Regions from separate parts of the Mus musculus genome. Here region 1 is linked to region 2. Evidence: chromatin loops called from intact Hi-C (ENCODE). Cell type or tissue: heart. All regions are shown on one strand. Links, peaks and the distances in the headings refer to the core of each region. The heading gives the core; the rest is flanking DNA.

The links. Hi-C counts contacts between places; a loop is a spot of excess contacts. Peaks named below come from ENCODE experiments on the same cell type or tissue, not always from the same donor. Only the 100,000 strongest peaks of a DNase experiment are listed, where the experiment ranks them.
Region 1: it touches region 2 in a loop (4-fold over the local background); 6 of 42 quality-filtered maps call a loop at or near these places.

Annotation. Positions count from the first base shown.
Region 1 is chr13:69,806,097-69,813,710 of GRCm38, reverse strand. It overlaps Med10 (mediator complex subunit 10), which reads right to left and starts at 3,829. Exons shown (of 4, transcript NM_138596.2): 1 at 3,659-3,829; 2 at 2,021-2,104; 3 at 1-7. The coding sequence starts at 3,780. In heart, for the core only: no CTCF peak of the experiment used is centred there; a DNase peak (open chromatin) is centred at 3,870; H3K4me3 peaks cover 1,959 bases; H3K27ac peaks cover 1,442 bases.
Region 2 is chr13:69,608,911-69,616,212 of GRCm38, reverse strand. Srd5a1 (steroid 5 alpha-reductase 1) reads left to right here and starts at 4,750. Exons shown (of 5, transcript NM_175283.3): 1 at 4,750-5,246. The coding sequence starts at 4,966. Nsun2 (NOL1/NOP2/Sun domain family member 2) reads right to left here and starts at 4,197. Exons shown (of 19, transcript NM_145354.5): 1 at 4,025-4,197; 2 at 3,755-3,912; 3 at 3,171-3,275; 4 at 696-801. The coding sequence starts at 4,120. In heart, for the core only: no CTCF peak of the experiment used is centred there; a DNase peak (open chromatin) is centred at 4,562; H3K4me3 peaks cover 2,850 bases; H3K27ac peaks cover 1,904 bases; H3K27me3 peaks cover 941 bases.

The DNA.
Region 1 (7,614 bases), core at 1,523-6,522, 200 kb before region 2:
AATGTATCTGAAAAGAAGAACATCACAGTAAACACACGGCTGACTCTCCTAACCTCAGTTTTCTGGAAACTAGGACAAAAAATAAAAATCCAGCAGATATGCCCTCACAGGACCTGGTCCAGGAGCCGGGTGTGCTTACACGCTTGAGTTTCTCCAAGCTTCTCTCTAGTTTCTTCCAGCAGCTCATGACAAGCCACACCCACTCACATCTGTGCAGCACTCACACTGAAACGCAGTGCATGAGAAGGGTGCAGCACAAATCTATGATGCTACCTTTTGGATTCTCCACATGGTGATAACGAAGCTGGTACTGTTCAATGCAGTGCAAGGGCGCACATCTGTGACAGGCACAGCCGGGATGCACCGTGTACTCCAGGCCAGCCTGACTACTTGGGACATGCTGGGTGGACAAGTCAGAAGGGAGGAGCATCGGAGCCCTATGAGGACACCAGTGTCCACTGGTGGGAGAGGGTGTTCTCAGTACACTGCATTATTAGTGTTTCTCTCCAGTTAGTCCATAGGATAAAACTATCTCTTGACAGTCAATACTTTTACCAAAATGCCATATCTTCATGTCATAAAGCCCACTGCCCACAATATCCAGATTTTTCAAGAATAGACTTCTTGGATATCTCTGTATACTGAGTAAATCTGTCACATTTGCTATATTAATTGGTCATTATAGAGAAAGGACACCACCACACCAAGTTCAATTAAAAAAGTAACAAGCTGGGCAGTGGTGGCACACGCCTTTAATCCCAGCACTTGGGAGGCAGAGGCAGGCAGATTTCTGAGTTCGAGGCCAGCCTGGTCTACAGAGTGAGTTCCAGGACAGCCAGGACTACTCAGAGAAACCCTGTCTTGAAAAACCATAAAAGAATAACATAAATCACTTCAGGTTAATATCCATTCAACTAGACTGTATGACAAATAGCAAAAATACCAATTTGTAGGAATCCCATTTCATTTTGATATTTCTGTAATAATGTAATGAAAGCAGCATCTGATTACTTTTAAGTAAGTGCAATCCAAGCAACAACAGAGCACGAAAAGCTTATCATTCATGTGTGTTAAGTTAACGGGTGGCTCCTCAACACAAGGGAGGCTGTGGTGTTTAAGGCTCAAAAGTTGACTGTGACCTCTGTGGCTGCACAGAGCAAAACACTGGGCTGAATTGCTAAGAGCTTACATTACCCTGGCTCTGGAAAGTCCACGTGCTCTCCAAGTGTGCAAGAGCAAGGTTGTGGGAACATGGAAATTTCTCCCATGATACGATCAAGGCCTGTTTGGGAACAAGCTAAAGGCACCAGCTCCTTGGATTTTGCAGAACACTTTCCTCTGAGCTTCTGCTGTGACAGACTCTGGTAGAAAGATGCCTCCCCACAGCCACCTGGACTGAGATCTTCCTCCAACACAAGACGGACCACCTTCCAGGCTCAGCTTACCACGGGAAGCTTCTCAAAGATCAGACTACAATATTTTTCCACGTTTGTGTGTGTCTATATCTATATTTATATCTATAGATAGATAGATAGATAGATAGATAGATAGATAGATAGATAGATAGATAGATAGGCAGGCAGACAGACAGACAGACAATACACTTCACACACACCTCTTGTTGCTTTTCAAGACGGTTTCTCTGTCTAGCCTGGGCTGTCCTGGAACTCTCTATAGGCCAAACTTATCTCCAAGTCAGAGATCCATCTGCCTCTGCCTCCCAAGTGCTGAGATCAAAGGCTTATGCCATCACACCCAGGTATAGCTCTTAAGAATTATGAGGTTTTCCTGTGGCCTGAAGGCCTTTCTCCACTGAACTCGGAAGCATGTTTTTATATTTTCATGTGACACTATTCTCAACAACACAACACTGGAGAGAGAGTTATCCTTTTTTAACCCCATTAGCCTACTACAACCCTAGAAGACTGGTGGTCCTGCCTGTGGCACCTGGGCCTCGCCTCCCTCCCTCTCACTGGCACTCACAGCTAACCAAGAATCAGAGAGACCCAGTGATACTTACTCAAAAACTTCCAGAGGCACCGTGATATCGTGCAGCTGCTGTCTGCATTTATCTATGTCCTGTAAGCCCGTAACAATAAAGTTTCTGGGAAAAAGGCAGAGTGGGGTACGTGGTTAGTTCAGAGGACAGCACAGCACACCCCTACACGGCACTGGCCACTGTGCTTCAATTCCTGAGGGTTAAAACGGCCAAGGTCAAGGACACCGGGGCAGATAACTGAGGTGGCAGCTGGGTATGAGATAGCCACGGGAACTGGATAAGAGAACAAGGCCAGTCACAGCAGGCTCTGGTCTAGGCAATGCGCCAGCTTGTTCCCATCCCACAAAGCCCTCCTTGAGGGGCAAGACCACAACTCTATACCTTAGTAAACATCCCAAGTGAGACACAATCCTGTACCCAGCTTTAAGAGACTGAACTGTGGGTAGAGATGGTTTCTTGGGCAGTCTCTCATTCCAGAAAAGGGTCTCCCCTGGGTGGGAACACAGAGAGGCGGCTTCCAGGTCCAGACACTAGAGGCAGGACTGGCCGTGTCTCAGCTAGGGCTATGCTGGCTTCCTTCTCCCAGATGAACCTGACTACCTGTCTGCTCTGCCTGTACCTTCATGTTACCTTCCTAACCCAGGAGCACCAGCACCAAGGCAGCTCAGTGGCTGGGATCAGAGGGAAGTCGGGAGACTGGCGCTAGCTACCTTAACAGGCTTCTTCCTCCCTAATGCTGCACACACCTGAACCCTTAATTGCCACGGGATTCTGGGGACACCTTTGGACTTACAAAATATGTTCAGATGCTTAATTTTTCCCTTCTAAACTCAGAAAGGAGGTGAAGAGAGAGCAGAGCTTTCTGGAGTGCATGTCACTGAATGGAGTTTCAGGGTAGACAGCGTGGAGAAGTGGGCTCCAGTTTAAGTGCAGTACCCACAGTCAGCAAGGAAAAAGCCCATCCCTAGTGGGTTGAACCTCGGCTCCCTCCAGAACCACTCCAGATCCCTGGAAAGTGTCCCATATATAAGCGGTGAGGCCTTCTCCTGAACACTGTGTTGTTTCCCTGTAGGCCATTCCAAGGCCTACACAAGATACTGTCAAGAAATCAACCCTCTGTGGTGGCCTTCTTCCACAGCGAGGCCTATGCAGCAGGTGGCTCAGGGCCCCCCTGAGGTGTGAAGTCAACCTCCCCAGTGCGGTGGGGTGGGGTGGAGTGTCCGTGGTGCCTACCTCCCCTTACGGCATCAGGGTAGTCCCAGACTGTCCTGTAGGGTCAGAGTGGTGCCAGCCTCCCCTGTGGGGTCAGGAGGGATCCTCCTCCCCTATGGGGTCAGGGTGGAACCGGCCTTCCACGTCCGGCCAGGATGGACCTAGAGCTACCTCTATCCCAGCGGGGTCATGACTGAGCCTCCTCTCCTGTGCGGTCAGATCCTCCTTCCCAGTGGAGTCAGGGTGGAACCGGCCTCCAGTGGGGTCAGGATGGAGCCCGTCCGCCCCGGTCAGGACGGAACTCGCCTCCCCTGTGAGGTCCGGTCAGGATAGAACCGGCCTCCCCTCGGGGACCCGGGATGAACGTTAGAGCCCCAGTGGGGTCCCCAAGGCCGGCGGGCAGGGGCTTCGCACAGACGCGCCGAGCCCTGCCGGGCCGTCACTCACAGCTTCTGGCTCAGCCCCGCCTGGCTGCTGGGCTGGAAGTCGCTGACGATGATGCCGAGCTGCCGAATGTTCTCCACGAACTTCTCCAGGTGCTCCTCCAGATGGTCAAACTTCTCCGCCATCGCCGGCTCCGCCCGCCTCTTAGCCTCAGCTCCGAGCGACTCCGGGTCCACAGTGCTCGCCCGCTTCCGGCTTCCGGAAGCCCACATCCGTTTCCTCGGGGGCGGGGCCTCCTGGGGGCGGGGCCCGGGCGCTATGGGCGGGGCAAGAGACGGGGTAAGCCTTTGAAGGGAAAACCCGCTTGGAAGCTTCTGAACTGTGTGTGTGGGAAATGTTAACCTGGAAAACACAGCAAAGGCATGTGTAAAGGGGCAAAAATGAAAACTCTTAGCTGGTACCTAGCTTTTCTCAGTAAAGAAAAAACAAGTCTCATCAGGGAAGTAAAGAAAGCTAGATTGAAGGACAAGAATTTAGATACAGTGGACCTTGTATGTTCATAATCTGGAAAGCTTGCGAGATGTAAGCAATTTTCTTTAAAAGATAATTATCTGGGCCCAGTGAAATGGTTCAGTGGGTGAAGACGCTTGCTGCTAACCCCGACAACCTGAGTTTGGTCTCCAGAATCCTACATGGCAGGAGGAGAGAACAGAATTCTATAAGCTGCCCTCTGACCTCCAGACAGGTACTGTGTCACAGGTATGCCCACACACGGCATACACAGACACACAATACATAATAAGAAAATGTATTTAAGTGGGAAAGTCAAAATAGAGCCATGCTTTTTAAAACTGGCCAGGAGACAACAATCACTTTCAAAAAGAAAAGAAAGAAGGAAAGAGAGAAGGAAAAAAGGGAGGGAGGGAGGGAGGGAGGAAGGAAAGAAGGAAATACCTAAGCCCTAGGTACTTTTCAACTCACTTTTTAAATTAATCAAACATTAAAGAACAAATTATTTCAAACTTCTGCAGACACTTTTAAGTGCTAGAAAAGGAACATTTCACAATTCAATTAAAAGGGGTGGTGAATTTGATATGAAAACCAGTCCTGAAGGACAAAAAGAAGAAATATAAGTAAGTCTTTCAACCTTCATGAAAGGAGAGACAAGGGGACAAGTGAGAGAGACAAATAGGGAGAATGGGGATGCCAAGGGATGTATACAGGTTCTCTGTGTTAGACTAACAGAACTTAGAGAGAGAGAGAGAGAGAGAGAGAGAGAGAGAGAGAGCGCACACGTAATATGAATTTATTAGAATAACTTATAGGCTGCCGTCCAGCTATTCCAATGGTGGATGGCAGTGAACAGAGAGTCCAAGAATCCAGTAGTTGCTCAGTTCAGTCCGTGACACTGGATGTCTCAGCTGGTCTTTGCTGGTCTTCAGTATACACTGGAATCCCAAAGAATCAGACTTTAATGTCAGTGAAGGAATGGATGTGCTAGCAAGGCAAGGGCAAGCAGGCAAAGAACAAAAGCTTCCTTCTTCCATGTCCTTATATAGGCTTCCAGCAGAAGGTGTGGCCCAGATTAAAGTTGCACCTCCCCACCTCACTATCCAGATCAAAGGTGTATGTCTTTTTATCTTAAAGGTTCAGAGCAGAAATGGATCCACCCACTTCAAACCAAGCAAAAACGTCCCTAACAGACACACCCTCTATTTCTGGATTCCTGTTCATTCCATATGTAGTCAAGTTGACCACCAAGACTAGCCATCCCAGCTCTCCAAATGCCCAGAACTGATATGTTGAATGCATGTATATTTAGTTTTATATATGTGGTGTTAGAGTGTCTGACAGGGTGTGTCAGGGGTGATATAGCAATGGCTGATTCATGGTGGAAAAACTGAGAATCCAGTTGCTGTTCATTCCGCGGAGCTGCATGTTTCTGCGCCCCCAATCTGTTGCTGGACTCCTGGGAGATTCCTGGAGAGCTATCAGGGTATGGTCTTCATTGGGATCTGAAGGTCATTGGATTTAGTATGGGCTCCGGCAACAGGAGAGATGAACTTGCCAGAGAGAGTGAAGGCAAGCAGGCAAAATTTTTCTTCCATGTCTTATAAGCTGTTAGTAGGTGTGACCCAGTGTATTAGTTAGAGTTCTCTAGAGTCACAGAACTTATGGATAGTCTCTATATAGTAAAGGAATTTATTGATGAGTTACAGTCTGCAGTCCAACTCCCAACAATGGTCAGTAGCAGCTGTGAATGGAAGTCCAAGGATCTAGCAGTTACTCAGTCCCACGCGGCAAGCACGCAAGGGAGCAAGAGTGAGACTCCCTTCTTCCAATGTCCTTATATTGTCTCCAGCAGAAGATGTAGCCCAGATTAAAGGTGTGTTCCACCACACCTTTAATCCCAGATGACCTTGAACTCGGAGATTTAATCTTCTGGAATCCATAGCCACTATGCCTCAAGATCTCCATACCAAGATCCAGATCAGAAACTTCTATCTCCCAGCCTTCGGATAAGGGTCACTGGTGAGCCTTCCAATTCTGGATTGTAGTTCATTCCAAATATAGTCAAGTTGACAACCAGGAATAGCCACTACACCCAGATTTAGGGTGCTTTCAAAATCTGATTAGTATCTCTGGGTATGGTAACATACACCCATGATCCCAGTGTGTGGGAGGCAGAGGAAGTCAGATCTCTGTGAGTTTGAGACCAAGCAAGATCATGGAGAGTTTCAGAACATCCAGGACTACACAGTGAAACCTTATCTCACAAAGGAAGAGAGAGGGTAAGACAGATAATCTCTAAGTGGGTGCCCAGCATCTTCGGTTTTAGTTTACTTCAAAGGCAGTCCAATTGACAACCAAGATTAGCCATCCCAAGTTCAGTCCTTGTCAACTTCACACATAATATCAACTCCTTATGTCATGCTTAATTTACAAAGGAAAACAATAACAAGGTCATAATTCCACCTGACATGTTGTAACTAGCCTAAGAACAGCTGCAAACACATATGTTTTATAACGTGGTACACTGTCCCTTGAAGCATGATGACTCAACTTACATGTGACAATATACATTTACAGCACTTGACTACTGATATCTTTAATCAATGTGATATTACATCATATGATAATGAAATCGAGGGAAATGCAAATATTAGCTTAATATATGTGTATGTGAAAGATCCTGGCAGAATGCAAAAGGACACAGAAGCCCTGAAATTGGCAAGATAGACGTCAGTGTTAGCAGAACTAGCTTCACTGATTTAGAAAAATAGAGGTGCACAATGCTCTGGCCACTCCTTGAACCTGTGTGTCTGCCAATGTTCTGACCAGGTGTGTGCCCATTGCTGCACCTTCATTAGACTCTTTCCTTGTACCCCTCCCATACCCATTTCTTGAGAATAGACATTGTTTAGATCTGGAAATCCCCTATTCCCCACTTCTCCTTTCCCCCCTGAGGGCCTATAAAAACTGGGACCTCTTTTCCCTCGAGGTCGACTCCTTTACCCCTGCGTGGGATATGAGTCGTCCCCAGAGCTCTGGCTTTCCCCGAATAAAGCCTCATGTGGTTTGCAACAAGCTTGGTCTGTTGTGAGTTCTTGGGTGTCCGCTATTATCCTGAGGCCTGAGCGAGGGGCTCCTCTCGGAGTCTTTCATATGCATGCCCAAACATGTTCTTAACAAAACAGGACAAAAACACTCATGTCAGTTATTATCCTCATTTCTGCAACTGGTGTGTGCCCTTAGGCTGATATTTATAGCTGTCTTCCTCTTCTCCCATTGTGTATTTCCTCCACCTTCAATAGGCTCCTCAGCAGGTCTTGATTCTGTCCCTGGAGAAGTGACCCATACTTTCATCTCTGAGAGGTCTGGGTCATTGCCATCCTGCCTGGAGGGTTTTGCTATGGTTTCCCATTGCCTTTAAGCATCTGACATGGTAACACCAAGAGATGTGCTAAAGGATCTCCTGTCCCCAAGACATAAACTTCCTCACCTCCATTGTGGAGAAA
Region 2 (7,302 bases), core at 2,303-7,302:
CCAACTTTCAAATTGGTAATGGCACCAGTAACTAGGGAAGCACAGTATTTGTAAAGCTTGGTGAACAGGAAGCCCGCTTTATCTAGTAGCACAAAACCATTCACTTCATCAGAAAGAGGTGAACAAGAAAAGGAAAGCTATAGAGTGTGCACTTCTCCAGGTCCACATGAATGGGCAGCAGCTGTACTGGGACAGTCCAGTGACTGAAGTCGCTCGAACCAACCCAGAAAGTCTGCACCTATGAGAATTACAGCTACACTCGGCTACATGTTTTTGGCAGCATTGGTAAAGGTTCAATATAGGAAAAATACATTCAGCAAGATACAGTAAGATAAAGTGTGACGTTAACAGTGCCATTACAAGTAAACTAGATAACTTCCATAGTGGCCCTAAAATCTTGGATGTATGACAGTTCAAGTGAACACACATCTAAGAAGAAAAAAGGAGGAGACTGCACAGAAGTACTATGAGTGACAGTGACAGCCTGGTCCTACACTCAGATTCGACAGCCATGTGAATCCACCAAGAGAAGGCAGTCAGACAAGCTGACAACAGAGACAGGTAAGCCTAGTCAATCACAGGAAACTAAGGCCAGGGTCTCCTCACCATGGCCACTCTCCAGGTGGGAAGCACAGTGCCAGTGCAATCACAGCACTCAGTGTTCAGGCCCCAGGGCGCTCACAGAACCCACTTACAGACTCAGTCTCGCTGACCAGGAACTGATGGAACTTTGCCAACAACGGGGACTTCCTCAAGATTTTCCGACTTAAGTTTGTATGCCAGGCAAGTTCTTCAGGGTACCTAGAGACGGAAGATGTTGACCATTTTCATACAATAAGGCATGAGTAGTAGGCAGTTACATGTTTGATAGATTCCTGATTATGATTTTGTTAGTCTATTTTGTATGTCTGTAAAAGCAATTCTATAAGGAAACAAAAGAGCTTGCGTACAAAACCCAACCCTACACCCCCTCCCATTCCTGGAAACCACAAATGCACTCAGTTTTAACAAAGTCTGTTATCAGCTATGCAGACTGAAGAATGAAGTCTCCTGTCATTTGTGTCACTCTGAGGACATTCCTTCTTTGTGAAGTCAGTGATCGGGACAGGTGTTATCTACACCTGGCCTGTATGTATTCATCTACATGCAGGAACAAGGGCTTTGATGTGACTCACGACACTCTGCTCACCAAGCCTACTCAACCCAGCATCAAACTAAGCAGGTCGGACAGTAATTAATCTCTGTGTTGGCACTGACTGTTACACCTGAGACAGGACAATGAATTCCTGTAACAAGTCACAGAGGTTCTGTGTATCTCTGTAGCCATGGTAACAAATGGGAAAATGAAATCAGGCTGACTGGAAAACAGACTCAAAGTGACAAACTTGAAACTTGGAAGTGACACAGAAAAATAGTTCTTAGACCCTGCTCAACCGTTGTGCACTAAGATACTTCTGTTAATTTCCATCTAAATTATGAAAAAGAAATTTTCTGTGGATGTTACACACAGCACTCTTTGATGTATCAGACAATTAAAAACAACTGAAATATTAACCCTGCTTCACCAGAGGCAATTCCATCGACGCCACCAGTCTGGAGTCCTAGTGAGATATTGGAGAAATCTTCTGCACACTGATTTTAGTGTCTGACATCCAGGACTCATTTAAACGGACCTGCTGTGCTTAACATGGTAAGGAAGGATATTGAAAACCCAAATAGCCAGTGAAAAATGGCAAGCGATATTCCATGATTAAAAAAAAACACAAAAGATTACCTAAAAACAAAAGACAACATCAATATACCAATAGCCAAAATGCAGACATGGTAGCATAGGCCTTCAATCTCAAAAGAAGAGGGGATTGTCTCTCTGAGTTTGAAGTTCAGCCTGTTCGACATAGAAACTTCCAGACCAGCCATGATTAAATAAGACCCTGCCTCAAAATGAAAAATCATTAAAAAAAAAATTAAAACCCATAGTTATCAGAAAAGACTCACTAAATTCACCTTTATATAGAAACTGCTTAAAATATTTTTCTTTTGTGAAAATTTTACCTAAAAATCTTAAATATGAAACCATAATTAAAAGTTTCCTTAAGTTCACTCAGGGTGTGGAGCATCTGAGCTGTTACTGAGCATTTCAGGTATTAAATATGAAATCCTACACCTTCAGAGCCAGGGATCACAGGTAATAAAAGGGCTGTCATGGGAGCAGGAGTGCCTGGCTGCTGGATACAGGGGAAGCCTGACTGAATGTGAGCCTACAGGCAGGCTGCGCTGGGAAACACTGGCACACAAGCCATAGCAACCTGTGATGAGACTGGCAAGCAGAGCTTGTCTTCCCTTCTACTCGGAAACTAGGATGTGGAAAACTGGTCATTGTAAAAAGAAGTTCAAGAAGCAACTCAGGAACATCAAGGAGGAAGCTGGACCCAAGACCAATTAACCAAACTCATTAACTCAATTAACTGCGAGTCACTGATGAACATGTGTACCCCAACCTCATGTTAATAAAAGCACTACAGGAAAGAACATTAAGATGCTTGAAAAGAGGCAGATGATGGGGGCTGGGGAGACGTCTCAGTGGTTAAGAGCACTGGCTGCTCTTCCAGACCAGAGGTCCTGCGTTGAATTCTCAGCAACCACATGGTAATGGGATCCAGTGCCCTCTTCTGATGTGCCTGAAGACAGCCTCCCTGCACTCGTATACATACATACATAAATCTAATAAGGCAGATGATGCTGGTACATGGATTTAATCCACCCAGCAGAGGCAGGTGGATCTGAGTTTGAGACTAACCTTGTCTACAGGTTTCAGAACACCCAGAAATCCTGTCTCGGAAAACAGACAAACAGATGCTTGAAAAATACATCCAGGGACTAGGTACACGGCTCAGCAGTTAAGAGTACTGTCTGCTCTCTCCCTCCCAGAGGTCCTTCCCAGCAACCACATGGTGGCTCACAACCATCTGTAATGAGTCCTGTAATGCCTTCTGGTGTGTCTGAATACAGTGTACTTATATATAATAAACACGTAAATCTTTATAAGAAGAAAAAAAAAGGAAAGTACAACCAAGCTCTTTAAGCCGACAGTGACTTTAGAGCTGAGAAGTGCATTAAAGGGGGTTGGGGACCTAAGAAACACCCAGCACGAGGAAGCATTCTGTACCCACCAGCTTAGTGGTTGTGGAACTTCAACTTTCTGTCCATCTACTTCCAGGTCCTCCAACTCCTTAAAGTACTTGTTCTTCAAGCAATGGAGAATCTCTTTGGCATGGCTATGGAAAAAAAAAAAAAAGCAAGTTTCACAGTCATCTAAGAAGGTGAGTTGGTAAGATTTAATAGCTTTAAGATTGCCAAGTGTTTTAAACGTAAAACCAGTTCTGAGAAGACGTTCCATAAGCGCTCCGGGGTGTGCAGACTTTTTAACACCTAGGCCCTGTTAACATCTAAGAAAGCAACACCATCAATTTTCTAACTCCCTCCAGTTCACTGTTCTGTTGGACACACCTTACAAATAAGGTAAAAGCAATACTGCATTTTGTCACAGCTTCAGTTTTTAATTGCCACGAGTCTTGCGGACAACGTACTTTGACGTGCAAGAGAGGCAAAGATTCCTGCTGCTCTGATGGTCCCCCATAGGACCCAAGTCTTTCCCGGGTCGCGTTTTCTATTCATATTCTAATGTCCCACCGAGGACGTTCCTGTGCACTACAGCCCCCAAGTCCACACCTCAGAAAAGACACAGCAAACGTACCTTTTGTACCCAGTGATTCTCAGTGTGGCTGGGAGAGGTTCTCGGAGTGACTCCATGAATTGGTCCCATTCTCCCTCTGGCACGATCTTGAGTTCCTGATAGTAGTGCTCGAAGAGCTTGTTCTCCTTTACGATCTCGGGATAGCCACCTTCCCAGCCCTGCCAGGAAAGCGACAGGTGAGCAAGCTCCGACCGACACCCGCGAACCCGGCCCACGAGCAAGCTCCGCACGCGCGAGCCCACCAGACACCCCTCTCGTCCCCGCGCCTACCGCCTGGCCTCGCTTTCTGCCGCCGTCGCTGGCGTCTTCCTCGCCCTCAGGCTGCGGCGGCTGCTGGAACCGCCGGCCCCGCGCCCGCCGCCCCATGGCCCACGCGGCTGCACACGCGGAGCGCACACAGCGACCCACCAAACCGCACGCACGCTGCACTTCCGGCTGCATCCCGAGGACCCCGCGGCTGGGTCCTAGCAGAGGCAGTCAAAAAATATGCCTGAAAGACACAACATGCTCCCGCCGAGAACTCACGCAAAAAAAAGGGTGGTATTCCTATAGAGAACGTGTTTCCTCAAATCAACCTTAAACGCCACTGAGCGTGAATCTCCCCGTCTTACACAGAGACTCAGGCACCTGCATGGACGACCTGATCGTAGCGCGTGCGCAGAGAGTCATGGAGTGTTGTCCGATCTGTCGCTGTCCGGGTTAGACTGTGGAGGGGCGTGGTTGCAAGTTAGGCGGGGCGGAGCGAGAGTCTGTTTCGAGCGAAGAGGCGGGGTCTTTGCTGTGTAGGCGGGACTTTGTGGGTGATGCGAGGCTCTGGTGCTCCGCTGTGGCGCTGAGGGGGCGGAGCTCCGGCAGAACTTTTCGCGAGCCAAAGGAGCTCTCAGCCAATGTGTGTAGCGCTCCAAGATCGGGCGGGGCTCTGAGGAGCGGGGCTCGAGACTAAGGCGCCCTCCCCCCGAAGAGGCGTGGCTCCCTGTGTGGGCGGGGTTTTACCCAATCGTTCTCTCGTTTGGATTACGGGCGGGAGGGTATCTTCTGGTGGTGCTAGCCTGTGCTCCTGTCTCCGCCCGAGCAGGTGGCTCGCCCCTCCCCTGGGCAGGTACACCCTGCTGGAGCGCTGGCCCTTGTGGGCTGCTCTGCGCCCTCCTCCTGAGCTTATATGTGGCTCCACTTGGACATCCGAGCATGGAGCACGCTGCTCGACCTCAGCTATGGAGTTGGATGAGTTGCGCCTACTGGATGCGCTAGTCTACCTGGAGGGTTTCCTGGCTTTCGTGGCCTTCGTGGGGCTCCAGATGGTGGGCTCTTCCTACGGCCGCTACTCCTCGCAGTGGTCCGGCCGCCGAGTGCCCGCGCGACCTGCCTGGTTCCTACAGGAGCTGCCTTCAATGGCCTGGCCGCTGTACGAGTGCATCCGTCCTGCAGCCGCCCGACTGGGCAACCTGCCTAACCGCGTCCTGCTAGCTATGTTTCTGATCCACTACGTGCAAAGGTAATGGTCTTCCCTCCTGCGCTTGCTCCCGAGGACCCGCGGCTCAGAGACTTAATTCCGAAATACAAAGGATTGTCTAGAAAGGGAGGTAGAAAGGACCGCACAGAAGCGGTGGAAGTTCGTGTCTGGTCAGGGATAGTGGCACAGTGGTCCGGATTTCTTCCCTGCCCATCTGCAGACTCCGCCCTAAGGAGTATCTGCGATGCCATCCAAGCTGCATTTCTACTGTTTCCCCCTTGGGGAATCTATCCCTGGTAGCCTGTCCCATAGCCAGGTGACCTAGCTTCAGCTTGCTAACAACCTACTCTGGAACCACTGTGGACCCCGAATGTGGACTGGAGCAATTTCAGAGATGTTTTGCTTTCTCTGTGTGAGATGGTATGAATCTTTCCCAGGAGGTGTTATGTGAAAAATGTTTTAGTGACCGCCTCAAGTCTTTGGGTTTTCTAATAAACTGGACTGGACTGTCTCTAGGTCTTATCTTTAACTGACCCAACATTTATTAATAACGTTTAAATGTTTTCATCTAGATTCTGAAAAGTGCACAATTAAAAAAAAAAAAGGATGTCTCTATATCTAAGGAAGTTGAGTTCTGTGACATTTGGGACATGGGAAAGTCTCTTATCCTCTCTGATCCTAAAGTATTCATTTCCCAGAGAGGCTGGGAGAATGCATTGTTGTGTTAATAGCCTCTGCTTTCTTAAATCCAGTGAGGAGAAAGAATGAGTTTCTAGATCTATTGCCCAAAGTCCACTGTGGCCACTATGGTACATGAGTTGATTGATCTTTTGCTGTTTTGTTTTGTTTTGTTTGTTTTTTCAAGACCGAGTTTCTCTGTGTAACAGCTTGGCTGTCCTGGAACTTACTTTATAGACCAGACTGGTCTTGAACTTTCAGAGTTCCACCTGCCTTTGCCTCATGAGTGCTGGGATTAAAGATGTGCACCGCCACCATGCAGGGCTGGGGAGTTGATTTTTGACTGATTTCTTGTCAGTATTAATGCAGGCCCTTTATATGAGGGCACAATCAACATACAAGGAAGACTGAGTTCTGTGTAACCCAAATTGTTGATAGAGTATTCCAGAAGCTGAGGAGATGGCTCAGCAGGTGCATAGCCGTTCAAGCCCAAGGACTTGAGTTTGCATCCCACACAAGATTCTGCAATACCAGTGACCCTGTAGGGAAATGAATGCAGAGATGAGAGAACCCCTAGGGCCCAGGAGCTAGGTAAGATGGTGGTATACACAGCAGCGAACAACAGGTAGAAGGTAAATACCGACAGCCGAAGGTGTCTTCTGACCCACATATATGCATCTCTTCTGTGGCATACGCGCATCTCTCTCCGTCCCTCCCTTCCTCCATCCCTCCCTCCCTCCCTCTGCCCCTCTTTTCCTTCCTCTCTCTCACACACAGACACACACAAGTACAAAAAAGATATGGCCTATGAAATAAAGCTGTTATCAAATTGCTTGGTTTATTCTTAAGAAAGGCTGGGACCTTACTGCTGTCTGAATATCCACTGAACTCCTGTTCACAGAAGTATCTCCTTAAGAACACCAGAATTTGTGTCTGTGTGTGTCTGCAATGGATAAAAGCAGGTCCTGCAAGGCAAAGTGCTAGAGGTATGTAAGTCTAAATTACAAATTCTGGAGATTCCCTTTGGACTGAGAACGTAGCACAGTGGCAGACCAATCCCTTAAGATGTGCAGTGAAGGCTCTGAGAAGGGAGGCACTCTGTCCCTAGCACTGAGAGAAGGGAGGGGACTCACAGACTATTGGAATGAGAACGTATGTGCCGTATTCGATTGTACAGCCAAAAAGATTATCAAAAGCAGCCTATGGATTACATACAGTATTTTGAAGCTAATAACTTGGCCTAAAGAGTTACGAGGAGTGGGGATAGGGTCGACAGTCTTAAGGTTAAACAGACATCCTTGCAGAAGTTATTTTTGGTGTGAGGTTGTGGTGACCATCGCTCAAGGTTCTGATGCTGGCAGAGTCTGGGGAGAGATAAGTCTTGTCAGGAACACATACGTGCAAGCCTCTCTGACTGCTC